Linked DNA regions of Homo sapiens: all the other regions are linked to region 3. Evidence: read pairs that join two places in POLR2A ChIA-PET (ENCODE). Cell type or tissue: A673. All regions are shown on one strand. Each heading gives the region's core, and the rest is flanking DNA. Links, peaks and the distances in the headings are about the cores only. Region 1 has its middle 20 kb from the start of ATP5MJ. Region 2 has its middle 21 kb from the start of ASPG. Region 3 holds the start of MIR4710 (microRNA 4710).

What was found. ChIA-PET counts read pairs that join two places held together with the same protein. Peaks named below come from ENCODE experiments on the same cell type or tissue, not always from the same donor. Only the 100,000 strongest peaks of a DNase experiment are listed, where the experiment ranks them.
Region 1: POLR2A ChIA-PET joins it to region 3 with 9 read pairs; 2 of 35 experiments call an interaction of 5 or more read pairs at or near these places.
Region 2: POLR2A ChIA-PET joins it to region 3 with 6 read pairs; 2 of 35 experiments call an interaction of 5 or more read pairs at or near these places.

Annotation. Positions count from the first base shown.
Region 1 is chr14:103,897,917-103,904,368 of GRCh38, forward strand. No RefSeq gene overlaps it. Among named protein-coding and RNA genes, the nearest start is that of ATP5MJ, 20 kb to the right of the region's middle. RefSeq lists a silencer at 3,368-3,427. In A673, for the core only: CTCF peaks have their summits at 3,305 (motif pointing right) and 3,518; a DNase peak (open chromatin) is centred at 3,355.
Region 2 is chr14:104,061,336-104,067,787 of GRCh38, forward strand. No RefSeq gene overlaps it. Among named protein-coding and RNA genes, the nearest start is that of ASPG, 21 kb to the right of the region's middle. In A673, for the core only: no CTCF peak of the experiment used is centred there; no DNase peak of the experiment used is centred there.
Region 3 is chr14:104,674,103-104,680,506 of GRCh38, forward strand. It overlaps MIR4710 (microRNA 4710), which reads right to left and starts at 3,647; the gene lies at 3,592-3,647. RefSeq lists enhancers at 2,820-3,377, 3,378-3,934 and a silencer at 4,460-4,509. In A673, for the core only: no CTCF peak of the experiment used is centred there; DNase peaks (open chromatin) are centred at 3,769, 4,079 and 4,429; H3K4me3 peaks cover 1,224 bases; H3K27ac peaks cover 3,605 bases.

The DNA.
Region 1 (6,452 bases), core at 793-5,792, 780 kb before region 3:
AGTCAGGAGGAGCGGAGCAGCGTAGCAGGGAGCAGGCACGGGGAGGAGAGAGGACAGCTTGGAAATGGGTCAAGGAGGCCCCAGTGAGACACAGAGCCAAGATCTTCTAGGCCGCTCTGTGTCCAGGGCCAGCCACAGTTCTGGGATCCAGGAGTCCTGGGGCCCACAGTGTCTTCTTGGATCCCCAAAAGATACTGTGTCCCGACAGGGCCAACATGGGTAGATCTCAGCTTCTTTTGATCCCCCGTGAGAACATCTTAGAATGGGCGTCTGTGGATACTGGAGTCTGTTCTCCTTCCAGGCTCCATGGCTGCCTCGGTTCACAGGCTGGGAGATGAGGAGTGGAGTTGGGGCTGTCACTTGCATGAGACGAGGGTGGGCCTGTGTGGCGAGTATAGAATCAGTCAAACACTCACCTTCTGATGAACTTAGATCAACTTGTGTTGGCTCAACTGCTGGGCATGTTGGGACCTGAGAGTTGGGTAGGCATGTGGGGAGAGGTGGGTATAAGCCTGGCTCCTAAAGACAGTGGCAATCTGCCCAAGGGGGCTGGTGAGTGCAGGCACAGCTCAGGTGGGAAGGCACACCGGAAGGGTGTTCTGGTCAGCAGTGACAGCAGCTACATCTTTGTTTTGGTATATATATATGTATATGTACCATATATTGGAGATTGGAGGAGAGTCCCTCCCCTCCTGGAGAGAGGGGAGCATGGGGAGAAAGGAAGGATCTCTGAGGCCCAGCTTGATGCTCAGCTCAGGGCAGGAAAATAGCGGGGAAGCCCAGCCTCTTTGCCTGACACACATGGTGGAGAGGTGGAGGGAGACTGAGGCTGAGCCCAGCCTCCAGGTCTACCAGAAATTGAGTTTAAGACAAGACCAACTGCGCCCCAGGCACAGGTAGGGGTGGCTCCTTGAATGCTCCCAGCCATCATCAGGCCTGGAGCAGTGAGCACACAGCCGGGCCTCGCCTCCTGCAGCAGGGCAGGCAGGGCGGCAGGGGAGGGGAAGGGAGCCCAGCCCCAGGTATGCAGCCTCGGTCTGCGGCTGCTCTCCTCACGACACCTGGAAGCTGGGCCGGGGGGCTTTTCTTCTGAAGGTGGGTGCACCCTGTGCTGTATTTGGAGGAAAATTCAGCTGTGCTGACTGGGCAGAACTGCGGGTGGTTCAAGTCTTTGCAGAAGGCCTTGCTCCAGGCTTCCTTCAAAGGCAGGCTCTTTTAGGTCAGTGGGCTGCACTTGAGTATGCATCAGAATCTCCTGGAGGGCTCCTGAAACACAGGCCTGGGCCCTATCACGGAGGGCCCAAAGCAGGTCTTGGGTGGGGCCCAAGAACCTGCATTTATGACAGGTTCCCAGATGCTGCTGCTGTGGCCCCAGGAAACCCTTTGAGAACTGCCACTGCAGGCCATTTCGGTTGGAATTTGATTTGCAAACGTTCACATCTGCAGTTCCTCTTAGAAGGGAAGGCGCCTTCTCAAGCACAAGTGAAACAACTCTCTCCACCTGCTGGTGTGCTGGTGCTTGGGCTGCGGGGAAGGGATGTGTGTGTGAGGCAGAGGCCCTCAATTCCTCCGGGTGGGGTGGGGAGATGGCCTGGCAGTACCCATGGCTGGGGGCAGAGCTATCCTGTGGGCCTGGGGAGCCCGCCTGGGTGATGAGACGTGCTGGCACAGGCTCCGCAGCCGGCAGCGCCTCGTCACAGGGGTGGGCTTCAGAACTGCTTGGGCTGGCATGAGAGGCCGCGGGTGCTGGCTTCCCTGGAAAAGCCACTCAGCTTTGAGACCAGAGAGGAGATGCAGACACAAGCCTTCGTCTTCACCCCTTTTCGAAAGAGAGAAAGCCCGAATCTCAACAACAGAGTGTCTCTATCAGTCCCATGGTTGTCCTCAGCCTGGGGAGAGCCTGAGCCGGCCAGGACAGGCAGCTCTTCCATGTGGCTCCTTGCGGTCCCCACAGTAGTCGCTTTGTGGGGCAGGGAGAGGCGACGGGCATCCCGCCAGTCTCCTGGATACTTCAGGACATGGGTAGGCCCACGGTGGTGTTCCCACGCAGTTTTGGGATGTGCAGTCACCTGAAGGCAGCTGATGTGAAGAAGAGCACGGTGGGTGGTGTGGGCAGGGTGGCCACCCCGGGATTACCTGTGTGCTGCCCACATCCGCCCAGGTGGGGATTCGTGCTCAGGTGGCTTACTGGGGGGTGCGGAGGAGAGCAGGCTTCTCAATGCTTATGGAAACAGGAGAAGACAAGCAGGAGGTGGGTTTCAGGAGGCGAGTTTCGGCCCAGGTCCTGTTGGTGCTTGCAGCAGCTTGATCCTAGAGTGTGCCTGGCAGTCAGTGGTCACACGCTGCAACGGGGGAACATGAGCCTCCAGCACTTTTTTTATTTTGAGACAGGGTCTCACTCTGATGCCCAGGCTGGAGTACTTGGTGCCACCATAGCTCACTGCAGCCTCTAGCTCTTGGTTGGGCTCAAGCAATCCTCCCGCCTTGGCCACCTGAGTAACTGGAATTACAGGCATGTGCCACTGCGCGATTAAAAAAATTTTTTTTTGGCCAGGCACGGTGGCTCACGCCTGTAATGCCAGCACTTTGGGAGGCTGAGATGGGGGGATCACTTGAGGTCAGGAGTTCGAGAGCAGTCTGGCCAACGAGGTGAAACTCTGTCTCTACTAAAAAATACAAAAATTAGCCAGGCGTGGTAGCGCACGCCTGTAATCCCAGCTACTCGGGAGGCTGAGGTGGGAGAATTGCTTCGACTCAGGAGGCGGAAGTTGTAGGGAGCCAAGATCACCATTGCACTCCAGCCTAGGCAACAGAGCGAGACTTCATCTCAAAAACAAAACAAAACAAAACAAAACAAACAATTTTTTTTTTTTTTTTTTTTTTTTTAGAGATAGGGCCTCACTTTGTTGCCCAGGCTGGTCTCGAACTCGTGGACTTAGATGATCCTCCCACCTCGAGCTCCCAAAGTGCTGGGATTACAGGCGTGAGCCACCGCTCCTGGCTGAAATTCTTCTTTCAACCAAGGAAGATGTGTAATGAGCTTTGTGACCCCAGAAAGGCATGTGCAGAGCGTGGCTGAGAGTGGCAGGTGTGGGTCCCAGGCGAAAGAGGTCGACTAAAGAGGAGCTGTTCATCATGGGGTGGGCACTCAGGAAGAGCCAGAGATTCCTGGGCTTGGAGCACCAGCATCTCAGCATGTTCCGACAGAAGGGGCCTCAAGGTGACTCCCTTTGGGAAGCTTTGGCTTGAACCCACTTTTCCTCCAGCAGCGCAGAGCTTCTCGCTCGCTGGTGTGCACCGGCGCGCTGTCCAGCAGGGGGCGCCACTCCCAGGGCCGCTTCCCCGCGGGAGCCCTCCCTTCCTGGCATATCGTGGGAGCAGCGTTCCCTCCCACACACCTGACTTAGAACCCCCAGAGTTCTCACATGCGAGTCGCACTTGTCTGCTGTATTCTGAGTATATTGTGCTTGCAAATCAATCCTAAGTGAATTCTATTTTGAATTCAACCAATGAATGTAACGAAACCTCAATCACTGAACAGAGAAAGCAAGTTTGAGTTATGTAAAACTAAATGATGAGTTATTTTACTTTATTTTTAATTTTATTATTTTTTTTTTAGATGGAGTCTCCCTCTGTCGCCCAGGCTGGAGTGCAGTGGCGCGATCTCGGCTCATTGCAACCTCTGCCTCCCGGGTTCAAGTGATTCTCCTGCCTCAGCCTCCCGAGTAGCTGGGATTACAGGTGCCCACAACCATGCTCAGCTAATTTTTGTGTTTAGAGATGGGGTTTCTCCATGTTGGTCTGGCTGGTCTCGAAGTCCTGACCTCAGGTGATCCACCCACCTCGGCCTCACAAATTGCTGGGATTACAGGCGTGAGCCGCCATGCCTGGCATGATGAATTATTTTAAAATAAGGCTTATTGATATCTCATTTAATTCTTAACTTTATGAAGAATGCCTTTTTATCTTCTTTTGCTGCTTACAAGTTCACACAGCATCTCAAGCCTGGATTACTGGCCAAGAATGATGTATAATGACCACCTCACTTACTTATCTGTAGGTGGGTATTTCTAAATGCTTATGGGTACTTACATTTTAGGACTCCTCAAATATTTTATTATTATTATTATTATTGGAGGTGGAGTCTCACTCTTGGCTGGAGAGCAAGTGGCGTGATCTCCACTAACTACAACCTCCGCCTCCTGGGTTCAAGTGATTCTCCTGCCTCAGCCTCCCGAGTAGCTGCGACTACAGGCATGTGCCATCACATCCGGCTAATTTTTGTAATTTTAGTAGAGACAAGGTTTCGCCATTTTGGCCAGGCTGGCTTCGAACTCCTGACCTCGAGTGATCTGCCCACCTTTGCCTCCCAGAGTGCTGGGATTACAGGCATGAGCCACCGCACCCACCCAGGACTCCTCAAATATTTTAATATTACTCTGGCACATTTGATTAAATAGCACTAAATTTCCCTATCTATGAAGAAACTATTTGCTCAAATAAAGGGGTAAATTTCAGCCCAGGCACTCTGAGAATTATCAATGGTTTTGAGACAGGATTTAATGTATCATATTGGATACTTTTCATTCATTGAAAAACTAGGTCTTTATTTTCTGAGGGTTAGCCTAGAATTTTTTTTTTTTTTTTGATATGGAGTTTTGTTCTTCTTGCCTAGACTGGAGTGCAATGGCATGATCTCGGCTCACTGCAACCTCCACCTCCCGGGTTCAAGCGATTCTCCTGTCTCAGCCTCCCGAGTAGCTGGGATTACAGAAGCCCGCCACCACACCCGGCTAATTTTTGTATTTTTAGTAGAGACGGGGTTTCATTGTGTTGGTCAGGCCGGTCTTGAACTCCTGACCTTAGGTGATCTGCCCACCTTGGCCCCCCAAAGTGCTGGGATTACAGGTGTGAGCCACCACGCCCAGGTTTTTTTTTTTTTTTTTTTTGAGACAGGGTCTCACTGTCCCGCACACTGGAGTGCAGTGGTTCGATCATGGCTCACTGCAGCCTCAACCTTCTGGGCTCAAGAAATCCCCCTGCCTTAGCCTCCCAAAGTACTGGGATTACAGGCATGAGCCACCACGCTTGGCCAGCATAGAATTTTTAGAAACCTTTTTTTTTTTTTTTTTTTTTTTTGAGATGGAGTCTCACTCTGTCACCCAGGCTGGAGTGCAGTGGCGTGATCTCGGCTCACTGCAAGCTCCGCCTCACCAGTTCACGCCATTCTCCTGTCTCAGCCTCCTGAGTAGCTGGGACTACAGGCGCCCGCCACCATCCCCAGCTAATTTTTGTATTTTTTTGGTAGAGACAGGGTTTCACCGTGTTAGCTAGGATGGTCTCGATCTCCTGACCTCGTGATCCACCCGCCTCGGCCTCCCAAAGTGCTGGGATTACAGGCGTGAGCCACCGCACCCGGCCAGAAACTTTTCTTATAGCTTTATTGAAGTATAAAGTCTCCACATAACATTATGTCTACATAATTTGGAGGTTATTGGTAAGTTTCACATTAATTGCACAATTTGATGAGTTTTTTTTTTTTTTTTGAGATGGAGTCTCACCTTATCACCAGGCTGGAGCGCAGTGATGCGATCTCAGCTCATTGCAACCTCCGCCTCCTGGTTCAAGTGATTCTTCTGCCTCGGCCTCCCAAAGTGTTGGGATTACAGGCATGAGCCACCGAGCCTCGCCAATGAGTTTTAACATATATATACACAGTCAAACCATCCCCACAATCAAGAAAATGAACAGATCCATCACCCCCCAAAGTTTCCTCCTGACTTTTTGTAATCAATCCCTCCTCCTCCATCTCTGCTGTGTTTCCCTTAGATGAGCCCAGGAGTTCAAGACCAGATGGCATCTCTCTCATTCCTGATATTGATTTTATCTTCTTCCTTTATTTTTTTCTTGATCAGTCTGGCTAGCGGTTTATCCATTTTATTGACGTTCTCAAAGAACCAGCTTTTGGTTTCATTGATCTTTCTCCATTGTTTTTCTCTTTTTCGTTTCTTTTTTTTTTTTTTTTAAGGAGGGGTCCTGCGGCCGGGTGCGGTGGCTCACACCTGTAATCCCAGCACTTTGAAAGCCCGAGGCGGGAGGATCACGAGGTCAGGAGATTGAGACCATCCTGGCTACACGGTGAAACCCCGTCTCTACTAAAAATACAAAAAATTGCCGGGCGTGGTGTCACGCACCTGTAGTCCCAGCTAGTCAGGAGGCTGAGGCAGAAGAATCGCTTGAACCGGGGAGGTGGAGGTTGCAGTGAGCTGAGATTGCGCCACTGCACTCTGGCCTGGGTGACAGAGCGAGACTCCATCTTGAAAAAAAAAAAAAAGATGGGGTCTTGCTATGTTACTGAGGGAGATCTTGAACTCCTGAGCTCAAGCAATCTTTCTATCTCAGCTTCCTGAGCCTGGGATTATAGGCACATGCCAGAGTGCCCAGCTCTCTGT
Region 2 (6,452 bases), core at 1,003-6,002, 610 kb before region 3:
TTAGATCCAGTTGATTGATGATGCTGTTCAGTTCAACGGTATCCTCACTGAAATTTCACCTGCCAGTCTGTCAATTACTAATGCATGTTGAGGTCTCCAGCTATAATAGTGGATTAGTCTATTTCTCCTTGCATTTCCCTCAGTTTTTGCCTCTTGTATTTGGACACTGTTGTTAGGCACATGCACATTTGGGGTTGTTACGTCTTCTTGGAGAATTGACCCCTTTATCATTAGGTAATGCCCCTCTCTAGGCCTTCTAATGTCCTTAGTTCTGAAGTCTGCTTGTCTGAAATTAATATAGCTACTCCAGCTTTCTTCTGATTTGTGTGTTAGCATGATGTATCTTTCTCCATCTTTTTACTTAGTTTTAAATTGAGGTGAAATTGATATAATTTGATTAACCACTTTAAAATGTGTAATTCAGGCATTTATTGTATTTGCAATGTTCTGGAACACTCTGTAGTTTAAAAATGTTTTCATTATCCAAAAAGGCACCTTATTAAGTAAGTACTTACCAGTTAAGTAACCATTTTCCCTTTTCCCTTCCCTTTCCCCCATACCCTGGTAACAATTTATATGCCTTCTGTCCCTATGGATTTACCTATTCTGGATACATCATATACAAGGAATCATACAGTAGGTGACCATTTGTGTCTGGCTGCCCTGACTTCACGTAATGTTGTCGAGTTTATCCACGTTACAGCGTGTATCAGTGGCTTGATCCTTTATTTAGGTGGATAATATCCTGTTGGATGTGGATGCCACAGTTGGTTTATTTACTCCTCTGTTGATGGACATTTGGATTGTTTCAGACTCTGGGCTATTATGAATAATAGTGCTATAAACATTTGTGTACAGGTTTTGGTGTGTACATGTTTTTTCATTTCTCTTGGGTGTATACCTAGGAGGAAGATTGGTAGGCCATGTGGTAACTCTATACTTAACTTTTGGAGGAGACACCAAACCGGCTGCACCATTTTACATTCCCCCCAGCAGTGTCTGAGGATTCCCATGTCTCTACAGCTTTGACAGCACTTCTTAGTTTCCCCCTTTTTTAAAAAATTAAAGCCATCCTAATGGGTATGCATATATTATTGTGGTTTTCATTTGCATTTCCCTAATCCCCAGTGATGATGATCATCTTTCATGTGCTTGTTGGCTACTTGTGTATCTTCTATTGAGAAATATCTGTTCAAGTCCTGTGACTATTTTTTTTTTTTTGAGACAGAGTTTCACTCTGTCACCCAGACTAGAGTGCAGTGGCACAGTCACAGCTCACTGTAGCCTCAATCTCCTGGGCTCAAGTGATCCTCTCCTCTCAGCCTCCAGAGTACCTAGGGCTACAGGTGTGCACCACCATGCCTGGCTGATTTTTTTTTCTTTTTGGTAGAGACCAGGTCTTGCTGTGTTGCCCAGGCTGGTCTCAACCCCCTGAGCTCAGGCAATCTTCCTGCCTCAGCCTCCCAAAGTGCTGGAATTACAGGTGTGTGAACAACCACACCTGGCCCTAGTGGCTATTTTTAAATTGAGTTGTCTTCTTGTTGAGTGCTAGGAGTGCTGTATACATTCCGGATATTATACTCTTATCAGATATGTGATTTACAAATATTTTCTCCCATTCTGTGAGAATCCTCCCACCAAAGTCCAGGAACAGACAGCCCCACTACCAAATGTTCTGTGAAACATTAAAGAAGAATTAACTCCAATCCTGCTCAAACTCTTCCAAAAAATGAACAGAAGGGACACTTCCTAACACATTCTGTGAGGCCAGCACTACCCTGATACCAAAGCCAAAGATACTGCAAGAAAACTACAGACCGATATATATATATATATATATATATATATATATATATAATATACATTTATATATATTTATATTTATATTTTGAGACAGAGTCTTACTCTGTTGCCCAGGCTGGAGTGCAGTGGCACGATCTTGGCTTACTTCAACCTCTGCCTCCCAGGTTCAAGCAATTCTGCTTCGGCCTCCTGAGTAGCTGGGACTACAGGTACGTGTCACCACACCCAGCTAATTTTTGTATTTTTAGTAGAGACGAGGTTTCACCATGTTGGCCAGGCTGGTCTTGAACTCCTGATCTGTGATCCACCTGCTTTGGCCTCTGAAATTGCTGGGATTACAGGCATGAGCCACTGCGTCCGGCCAAACCGATACTTTTATGAATGTAAATTCACAAATCCTTAGCAAAATGCTAGCAACCAAATCCAACAGCACATTAGAAGGATTATACACCACAGCCACGTGGTGTGTGCTGCCCTAAAGTCTGTACGCCGTCACTCCAGTGGGGGACAGAATCCTGCCTCTCGTCTTTTGATGTCCATCTTTAGAAACCCTTCCCTGCCAGGAGACAAGGGAGTATGTGGAGGTCTGGGTGCTGGGACTTCCTGAAGTGTCCAGAACCACTAAGATGTTTGATTTCTTTATTTGGCCGGATGCTTTTTCTTGGTGGTGGTAATAACTTAGCAGTGAAGTTGTGGAAGAGTGAGTACCACAGCTTTCTTTAGAGATTAATACTAGCCAGTGAGAAGAACTCAGTGGTGCAGAACCTGGTATTTTTGAAGCCAGATCCTTCACACTGTTTTCCTTCTTAAAAAAAAAAAAACAGCTTTATTGAGATATAATTCATATACCATATAATTCACCTATTTAAAAGTGTCCTGTCCAGTGATTTTAGTATGTTCACAGTGTTCTGCAGCCATCTCCACAATCAACGTTAGAGCATTTTCATCACTCGAGAAAGAATCTCTGGAACCATTTGAGGTCATCCCAGTTTCTCCCTACTCCACGCTTTCCCCGCCCCAGCCTCACCCTTGTCCCCAGGCAATCACTTATCTGCTTTGTCTTTGTATTTTGCCTGTTCTGTCTCTATATACATGCCTGTTCTGGACGTCCCGCCCCTTGTAATTATATATTATCTGTTGACCAACATCTTTCCCCGTTGGACTCCCTGCAACCGCCCAAGCTCTGGTAACCGCCATTCTACTCTGTCTGCCTATGAGATCAGCTGTTGTAGGTTCCGCATGTGAGTGAGATCATGCAGGATTTGTCTCTCTGTGCCTATTTCATCCAACTTAATGTTCTCCACATTCATCCATGGTGTCACAAATGACAAGATTTCCTTCTTTTTATGTATGCTTATTGTTTTTCTGTAGAGTGAACCCCATCTCCTGCCAGGCACTGACTGGCAGGTTTAGTGTTTTTGTTGGTTTTGTTTTGCCAAGGGAGTGGGAGGCAGGTGGTCCACTGGGCCTCAGCTTGTCTCCTTGTCTTCAGCTCTGCTGAAGGGCACTTCACCACCTTGTCCTCGGTACTTGGTGCAACCCTCTTATGGCTTACCCAGGAGGTAGATACAGCCCCGTCGTTGATATCATTCCTAGTAAACGCAGTTGGTAGAAAACACAAAATACAGCAGACAATGATAACATGTATTATAGAAAGCTGAAGAATTACATTTAATGGTGACATTGAAAACGGTTAGAATTTATCTGGGGAAAAGTAAGCTTGACAGGAATAATCCTAAAACCACAGCCAGTGACAGTGGTTACTGTCTAAAAATGGAGAGAACAGCCATCTTTGTAAAATTTGACCCAGGAAAATAATGGCTCCCAAAGATAATCCGTACACAGATGCTCTCACCAAAAAACACATAGGCAGAACTTGCCTCCCCAAAGCTTGTCTGGAAGATAATTAACCTGATGAAAAATCTTTTAGGAAATTTTAAAAAGAAAATATAAAAAGTAGAAACTACTTTGTTTAGAAAATTGAGCAAAGAAGTATACTGACTTGGTGAAATTCATTTAAGAAAATACTTTTTCAGTGAAAATTCATCATTCGTATAATGCTGATTAATATGTTTTAAACTTAAGTGGGCGGATCACCTGAGGCCAGGAGTTCAAGACCAGCCTGACCAACATGGAGAAACCCTGTCTCTATTAAAAATACAAAATTAGCCGGGTGTGGTGGCACATACCTGTAATCCCAGCTACTTGGGAGGCTGAGACAGGAGAATCGCTTGAACCTGGGAGGCAGAGCTTGTGGTGAGCCGAGATTACACGCCATTGCACTCCAGCCTGAGCAACAAGAGTGAAACTCCATCTCAAAAAAAAAAAAAAAAAAAAGAGAAAAAATGTTTTAAACTCACACTTTGTCAGAAATGGCAGGTGTATTAGTCTGTTCTCGCACTGCTATAAAGAACTACCTGAGACTGGGTAATTAAGAAAAGAGGTTTAATTGACTCAATTCTGCCAGCTGCACAGAAAGCATGGCTGGGGAGGCCTCAGGAAACTTACAGTCATGGTAGAAGGGCAAAGGGGATGCAAGCACCTTCTTCACATGGAGGAGCAGGAGAGAGAGAGTGAAGGGGGAGGTGCTACACACTTTTAAACAACCAGATCTTATAAGAACTCACTATCACAAGAACAGCAAGGGGGAAATCTGCCCCCATGATCCAATCACTTCCCATCAGGTCCCTCTCCCAACACTGGGGATTACAATTCAACATGAGATTTGGATGGGGACACAGAGCCAAACCATATCATTCTGCCCCTGGCCCCTCTCACATCCCATGTCCTTCTCACATTTCAAAACCAATTATGCCTTCCCAAAAGTCCTTCAAAGTCTTAACTCATTCCAACTTTAACTCAAAAGTCCAAGTCCAAAATCTCATCTGAGACAAGGCGAATCTCTTCCACCTATGAGCCTGTAAAATAAAAAACAAGTTAGTTGCTTCCAAGATGCAATGTGAGTACAGGGATTGGTTAAATGCTCCCATTCCAAAAGGGAGAAATTGGCCAAAACAGGGGCTACAGGCTCTATGCAGGTCTGAAACCCAGCAGGTCAGTCATTAAATTCCTAAAGCTCCAAAATGATTGATTCTTTTTACTCCATGTCTCACATGCAGGCCATACTGATGCAAAGGGTGGGTTCCCAAGGCCTTGGGCCGCTCTGCCTCTGTGGCTCTGCAGGGTACAGCACCTGCAGCTGCTTTCACAGCCTGGCATTGAGTGCCTGTCGCTTGTCCAGGCACATGGTGCAAACTGTTGGTGGATCTACCATTCTGGGTTCTGGCAGATGGGGACACTCTTCTCACAGCTCCACTAGGGCAGTGCCCCAGTGGGGACCGCGTCTGGAGGCTCCAACCCCACATTTCCCCTTTGCACTGCCCTAGTAGGTTCTCCGTGAGGGCTTCACCCCTGCAGCACACCTCTACCTAGACATGCAGGCATTTGCATACATCCTCTGAAATCTAGACAGAAGATCCCAAACCTCAATTCTTGACTTCTGTGCACCTACAGGCTGCATGGGAGCCCAGGCTGACTTCTGCCTGGACATCCAGGTGTTCCCATACATTCTCTGAAATCTAAGTGGAGGCTCCCAACCCTCAACTCTTGTCTTCTGCGTACCCACATGCCCAACACCACGTGGAACCCACCAAAGCTTGGGGCTTGCACCCTCTGAAGCAATGGCCAGAGCTGTACCTTGGCCCCTTTTAGCCATGGCTGGAGCTGAGAGTGTCGGGGACACAGGGTGCCATGGCCTGAGGCTGCACAGAGCAGTGGGGCCCTGGATCTGGCCCACAAAACCATTTTTCCCTCCTAGTCCTCCAGGCCTGTGATGGGGGGTGCGGCAGTGAAGGTCTCTGAAGTGCCCTGGAGGCATTTTTCCCATTGTCTTGGCTATTAATTAACATTTGGCTCATCTTATGCAAATTTCTGCAGCCTTGACTTTTTCCCCAGGAAATTTTTTTTGCTGCATAATGAGGCTGCAAAATTTCCAAACTTTTATGCTCTGCTTCCCTTTTAAATGTAAGTTCTAGTTTCAGGTCATTTCTTTGTTTATGAAAATGAGTATAGGCTTTTAGAAGCAGCCAGGCCACATCTTGAATGCTTTGCTGCTTAGAAATTTCTTCCAGATACCCTAAATCATTTCTCTCAAGTTCAAAGTTCCACAGATCTCTAGAGCAGGGACATGATGCCACTGGTCTCTTTGCTAAAGCATAGCAAGAGTGACCTTTACTCCAGTTCTCAGTAAGTTCCTCATCTCCATCTGACACCACCTCAGCCTGGACTTCACTGTCCATATAACTATCAGCATTTTGGTTACAACCATTCAACAAGTCTCTAGGAAGTTCCAAACGCTCCCTCATCTTTCTGTTTTCTTCTGAGGCCTCCAAACTGTTCCAACCTCTGCCCGTTACCCACTTCCATCCAAAGTTGCTTCCTTATTTTCAGGCATCTTTATTGCACTGCCCCACTTCTCTGGTACCAGTTTTCTGTATTCATTTGTTCTCACACTGCTCTAAAGACATACCTGGAACTGGGTAATTTATTGATAATAGACATTTAATTGGCCCATGGTTCTGCAGGCTGTACAGGAAGCATGGCTGGGGAGATCTCAGGAAACTTAGAATCATAGAGAAAGGTGAAGGGGA
Region 3 (6,404 bases), core at 1,405-6,404:
AGGTACTTGCTTCCCCTTCACCTTCCCCCACGATTGTAAGTTTCCTGAGGCCTCCCCAGCCATGCGGAACTGTGAGTCAATTAAACCTCTTTCCTTTATAAAATACCCAGTCTCAGGCAGTTCTTTATAGCAGTGTGAAAACAGACTAATACAGACAGTATCAGGAGAGGCTTGAGTTCATCCAGTGCTATTGGAAGACTCTGTTGGATGGAAGATATTGAAGGCACAGCCAAGGTGTGGAGGCTCTTGAGAAGACAAAAGGTGCTCAGCACACACGTGGAGCTCTCTCCAGAGAGGTTTGCTCAACTCCTGCAGACAGGAAGAGCTGCCCTGTCCTACAGCCCTCTGCATGCGTGATGTCCAGGCATCTCCCACCTGCATCATTTCACCCCCTGACAGCAAGCACCTTGGGGTGGGGTTGTCAGATAAAATACAGAACTCCCAGGTCAATCTGAATTTCAGGTAAACAACAAATACATTTCAGTACAAGTGTGTCCCATGCAATATTTGAGACATGCTGGTGCCAAATATTGCATAGGACATTATATTAGCCCATTCTCACATTGCTATAAAGAACTACCTGAGGCTGGGCCCAGTGGCTCGCACCTGTAATCTCAGCACTTTGGGAGGCCAAGGTGGGCGGACCAATTGAGGTCAGGAGTTCGAGACCAGCCTGACCGATATGATGAAACCCCATCTCTACTAAAAATACAAAAATTAGCCAGGCATGGTGGCAGATGCCTATAATCCCAGCTACTCAAGAGGCTGTGACAGGAGAATCGCTTGAACCCGGGAGGCGGAGGTTGCAGTGAATGAAGATCATGCCATTGCACTCCAGCCTGATCAACAAGAGCTAAACTCCGTCTCAAAAAAAAAAAGAACTACCTGAGACTGGGTAATTTATAAAGAAAAGAGGTTTAACTGGCTCATGGTTCTGCAGGCTGTACAAGAAGCATAGCTGGGGAGGACTCAGGAAACTTACAGTCATGGGGGAACAGGAGGAAGAGAGCAAAGGGGAGATGCCATACACTTTTAAACAACCAGATCTCCTGAGAACTTACTATCAGGAGAATAGCAAGGGGGAAATCACGCCCATGATCCAGTCACCTCCCACCAGGCCCTTCCTCCAAGACTGCAGATTACAATTTGACATGAAATTTGAGCAAGGACACAAATCCAAACCATATCAGACATACTTATCCTAAAACTGTATTCATTGTTTATCTGAAATTCAAATTTACCTCTGTGCCCTGTATCTTTATTTAGTAAAGCTGCAACCCACTTGGGTGATGCTGTGCCCTTGCTTACCTGGTACCACCACTGCCAATCCTGTGCCCAGAACATAGCAGACTTTCAATTAATGTTGAATGGATGTGGGACAGGTGGATGGGGGATAGATGGATGGTGGGTGAATGGGTGGATGGATGGATGGTGGGTAGATGGGTGGATGGATGAATGGATGGATGGATGGGGTGGATGGATGGGTGGATAGGTGGTTAGATGGATGGATGGTGGTAGGTGAAGGGATGAATAGATGGATGGATGGACAGATGGATAATGGGGGTGGGTGGATTGGTGGGTGAATGGATGATGGATGGGTGGATCGGTGGATGGGTGAGTGGATGGATGGGTGGATGGATGGTGGGTGAATGGGTGAATAGATGGATGGATGGACGTAGGGGGTTGGGTGTGTGGGTGGAAGAGTAGACAGATTGGTGGATAGATGGGTGGATGCCTAGATGGGTAGGCGAATGAATGGGATTTGGATTCAGTAAGAGGTTTTAACACTAAGCTGTCTTAAATGCCCAAATGACAGGGCCAAGGTGGGAGTAAATGAAGTGCCAGCTGATGGGAAAACTCCCAGCTCTGACACCTCTCACCACCCCTGCGACTCTCCTGCTCAGATTCTGAATCTGTAAAATGGGAATGCTTAGTGGTGCTCCAGCAAGAGGAAGCTCCATGTGCTGCAACACAAGTTATATGTCCTGACATGGATGCCTTGCTGGGGGTGGTGGGGGGTGATTCGCCTGCAGACGTCAAAGCCCTGCCTGCCAAGATCCTTGACTTCCCAGCCCCAACCAGGCATCACTCAAAGGTGACCTCTCCACTCCCAGCACCAAGGAGTTGCCTTTGGACCCTGACCACCCTGATGGCCAAGGCTAGGCTGGCCAGCACCTCCCCAGCAGCCCTTCAGAGGCCTCCACAGCCCTGTGTCCAGTCTGACACAAGTGTGTCAGGTGGTCATGAGCACCGTTCCCTTCCAGCAAGGCCACCTCTTCCTGTGGGGAAGGGCCTCAGGTAGGCAGGCCGGAAGCACCTGCAGACCCCGCACTCAGAAACTGCCACCCCGCTTGTTGAACCTTGTGTTTTAGAAAGGGTCTTCCTTTCACAGCATCTCCCTCTCCCCAGTCCTCCTCCCAGAGGCTGTTTAAGGGTGGGCGTGGGACCCCCAGTGTTTCCAGGGTTATTCCTAGGGATGGACTTCTTATAAACAATATTGCCCCTCTTCCCAGGGCCCCAGGGCAAGGAGCAGCGAGCCTGGACCTGCAGCCACTGTAGCCCCAGCCTGGGGGAGGGGACAGCACAATCAGGGTGAAGTGGAGTCAGAGGTGGGTGTTGTGGAGGGGGGAGCGGCGCGGGGACAGCTGTCCTGGCCCGGCTACCTTCCCTGCCCCCTGTGACATCAGCCCATCAATTCCCTCCCTCTTTTGCCCTCACTAGGTCGGGTCTCTGGCCCTCGCAGCCACAAGGTTCCTGACTCCTGTGTCCTTGTGAAAGAGCCACACACAGCAGCAGGGGGACTGCCCCCGCCAGGACCAGCCCAGGATTCCTGCTGGATTCCGTGTGTCAGGACCACCCATTCTAGCAGAGGAGCAGGAAGCCCAGAGAGGCAAATCACGCGTCTAGGAAGCAGAGAGGGATCCCCGCCCCAGGGCCGCCTGAGGAGTGAGAGAGCTGAGGCTGAGGTCTGCTGTTACTAGAGCTGAAACCTACGGACCTACCCAGCTCCCGTTTTCGCCGCTGGGGAGACCCACGGGGAGATCAAGGGGCCTGGGGGGGGGGGGGCCCTCCCACCTTGGACGTTGGTTGCCACATCTGCACGTGACGGGGAGAAACGTGTCATTCCAGGAGGACAGGAGGGCGGGGCAGCTGAGGGGGGATCCCCAGATATAGGGGCATCCCCAGGACCCACCCCCGTCCTGTGGAGGCAGGAGGAGGGGCCGCACCCCTGGGTTTGAAAGGCAGCAGCCGCCTTCCAGAGGGAGCGCTGGCGGGACCTTACCGCACCCCCTTCAGAGTAGCCCCCTCCCCCCATTGCTGCCCTGGACTCTGCGGCCAGCAAGCTGGAGGTTCCTAGGGCTATGGGGGACAGGAGGCTGTGGCTGGCTGAGGACTTTGTGTCAATGTTCCCACTGCCTCTGGGGACTGGGGACAGCCAGGCCACACGCGGGGGCAGTGGGACTTAGCACCTGAGCCTGCTGAGCTCCTGAAAGCCCTGGAGGTTCTCGGTTCCCCGAGGTGGGGCAGGGAGGAGGGAGCCCCTGGTGTGGCCTGGTTCTGCTGGGCGGAACACTCAACACTCCCTTCCCTGACGAAGAGGCGAGAGCTGCTTCGGGAAGAACCACCTGCCCTCACCCCACTCGGTCTGGGACAGGCAGGGCACTGGCCTGCCGGGAGCCCCCGCCCCTGTGCCTGCAGCGCTGCTCTGCGCCCTGCTCCCTTACTCCACCTCCTTCCACCTCCTCCCCTTCCTCCTCCTCCCAAGGAGGAGGCAGATGGTGGTGGAAACTCTGCTTCCTCCATTTTCCGGAGCGTGACTCAGCACCGCAGCTGCCGCCTCGGCCCCCACGCAGCAGCGCGAAGCCTGCCCTCCCCTACAGCGGAGCCCGGGGACTCCCCAGAACACCCCTCCCGCAACTCATCTGGAGAACGCAGGGCTGCGGGCTGCCGAGCCCACCTTCCCGGAGCCCCCAGCCCAGCGGACCCCTCCTAGGCAGCTAATTTCCCGCCCACCCGGCGACGGCAGAGGACGTGTGCCGGGGCGGAGTGCGGGCAGGTGGGCGGGGCTGCAGCCCCAGATCTCAGGGACACACAGAGGCGACCACGGGGCTTCTTAGCTTCTGGGTGGCCGCCCCGCCCAGGAGACTGGGCTGAGCGAAGGGGAGGGGAAGGCCTAGGAGGCACCCCAAGAAAGGACCCATCAGAAAACACAGGGAAGTAGGAAAATAAGAGAAATTTCCAGAAGCAAGAGGCTTGGCTCATGCGGAATGCCGCAGAGCCAGGCCTCAACCCACCGGAGAATCTCTGAGAACACTGACTGCAGCCCACCACGGTGGCCCCGGGTCCTGCTCTGAGCTCCTGTCGGCCCTCGTCCTCCCTACATCAGAGCCTCCCCTGGGAGCCCCAGAGATCCTCTCAACTCCTTCTCGGGACAAAGGAACCCTCCCTGCTGAGAGCCCCTGGTGGCTCCTCCCACTCCCCCACTCGGCTCCCTCTCTCCTCCTCACTCCCTTTGTGGTGGGCTTGGCCCAGGAGAGTCCCGGCACCCCCAGCTGCTCTCTGTAAGCCCCTGGGGGTGGCCAGCTGGGGTGGGCTCCCCACTCCTGCCTGGCCGTAATCAGGGAGCCGTGCCTCGGGATGTGGGCACACACTCGTGCACACGCACACCGTCTCAGCAACTGGGCTCTCCTGAGAGTCCCCTTCCCAACCCACAAAACAAGACCTGCCAGCGCCCCCACCCCTTCCTCCCACTTCTGTCCCCCTCCCCATAGCCCTAGGTACAGCTGCAGAAACTGAGGCTCAAAGGGGTCAAGTCCCTTCACTCCATGTGGCAGAGCTGGGGTGGTCAAGAGACCCCAGACCCCAGCTGAAGCCTCCCGCCCTGACATGGGAAGCCGCTCCTGTGGGGCCTGAGCAGGTGCCCAGGACCAACGGGCCAGCCCAGGTGAGAGGCTTCCTGCCAGGAGGCCCTGAGGGTGACCTGGCCAGGGACACCAGTGCTCAAAGGTCCGGGTGGGTCCCAGCCCCAGCTCACCCTCCGTTTGCTGGCAGTGGCCCCTCTACTCTCCCCCAGGACTCCCGACAGCTCTGCAGAGAGGCCTCATCCCCACCCAGCTGGGCAGACTCCGACCTTGCCACCGGGTGCCTTCCCATTCTCCTGGCTGCCAGCCACTCCCCTCTTGCAGCCTCAGTTTCTGCATCTGTAGGTTGGGAGTAATGAGATTCCCCAGCCGGCCCGCTGGGAAGGCTGGGCATCCTGGGGGAGGGAGGGGGAAGGGAATGCCAGGAGCTGGCTGGAGCCAGGTCAGGGAGGCATGGGCCCAGCCCCAGCCGCAGCAGCCACTCTGTGGGCCCAAGCAAGCCCCGGGCCCTGGGCCTGTCCATCTGTAAGCAGGGTGATGGCACTGCCGGGCGAAGTGGCTGAGGGTGGGCCCAGCCCAGCTGCCCTCCCTAGGCATTCATCAGGCCCAGCGCTGGGGCAGGGCACCCAGCCCACACCACATGGATGGGGATGAACCTCCAGCTGGGCTGCCCGACAGGGACAGAGGCAAACAGGGCTCCCAGGATTCCGGGGCCAGCACAACTCTGTGGCTGCCGTAGTGTCAGCTCCAGGCCCCAGAAAGGACTGCAGGGGACCAGGCTGCTCCTGGGTGACCCCAGATGTCCTGGCTCTTCTCTAGGGGATCTTGGGCTGAACAGGGGACTGAGGCCCCAGAGGAAGGCAACACAGGGTCAAGACGGATCCCTGAGGGTCCCCAGTCATTTGTAAATTACCTCTGCCCTCTGCAAAGTGTGAATGCTGATTCCTCGGCCTCTGCCCAAACATATGCACTCTCTCAGGTTCACGCTCACACATCCCCTTACCATTCGGCAGACCCCACCGGCTCTGCCCCAGCTCACCCCCTCCACCTGGCCCTACCATCCTCTGCCCCTCACCAAGGGGGACCCTCCAATCCAATCCCATAAATCAGGGTCCCCGAGCTGCACTCAAAGCCTCCGTCACCTTTCCGTGCTTGTGGAACAAACCCCCCCTCCGTCTTCTGACTCTCACCCCTCCCACCTCAGTGTGTGCAGAGGAGCCTTCCCTGCACACAGCTGAAGTGGCCCTGTGTCCCCTACCCTGGACTTTGGCCAGGCCATTGACCAGGCTGCTGCCTCCACCCATGCCTTGGCATCTGGGTCATTTTTTATTGATGGTAGCTTGGCCCGACTTGGGGGCTTCACACACACCTCCCGTCCAGCAGCCCTAGGAGGTGGGACTGTTATCACCACCCCTATCTCAGCAGGCAGCAGAGCCAGGACCCAGACCGGCCCAGCCACAGCACCCTCCCACTGTACCACGGGACTGCGCTGTTCACAGGGCCACTCCTGACCTCTGGGGAGTCCCTCCAGGTAGGCCAGGC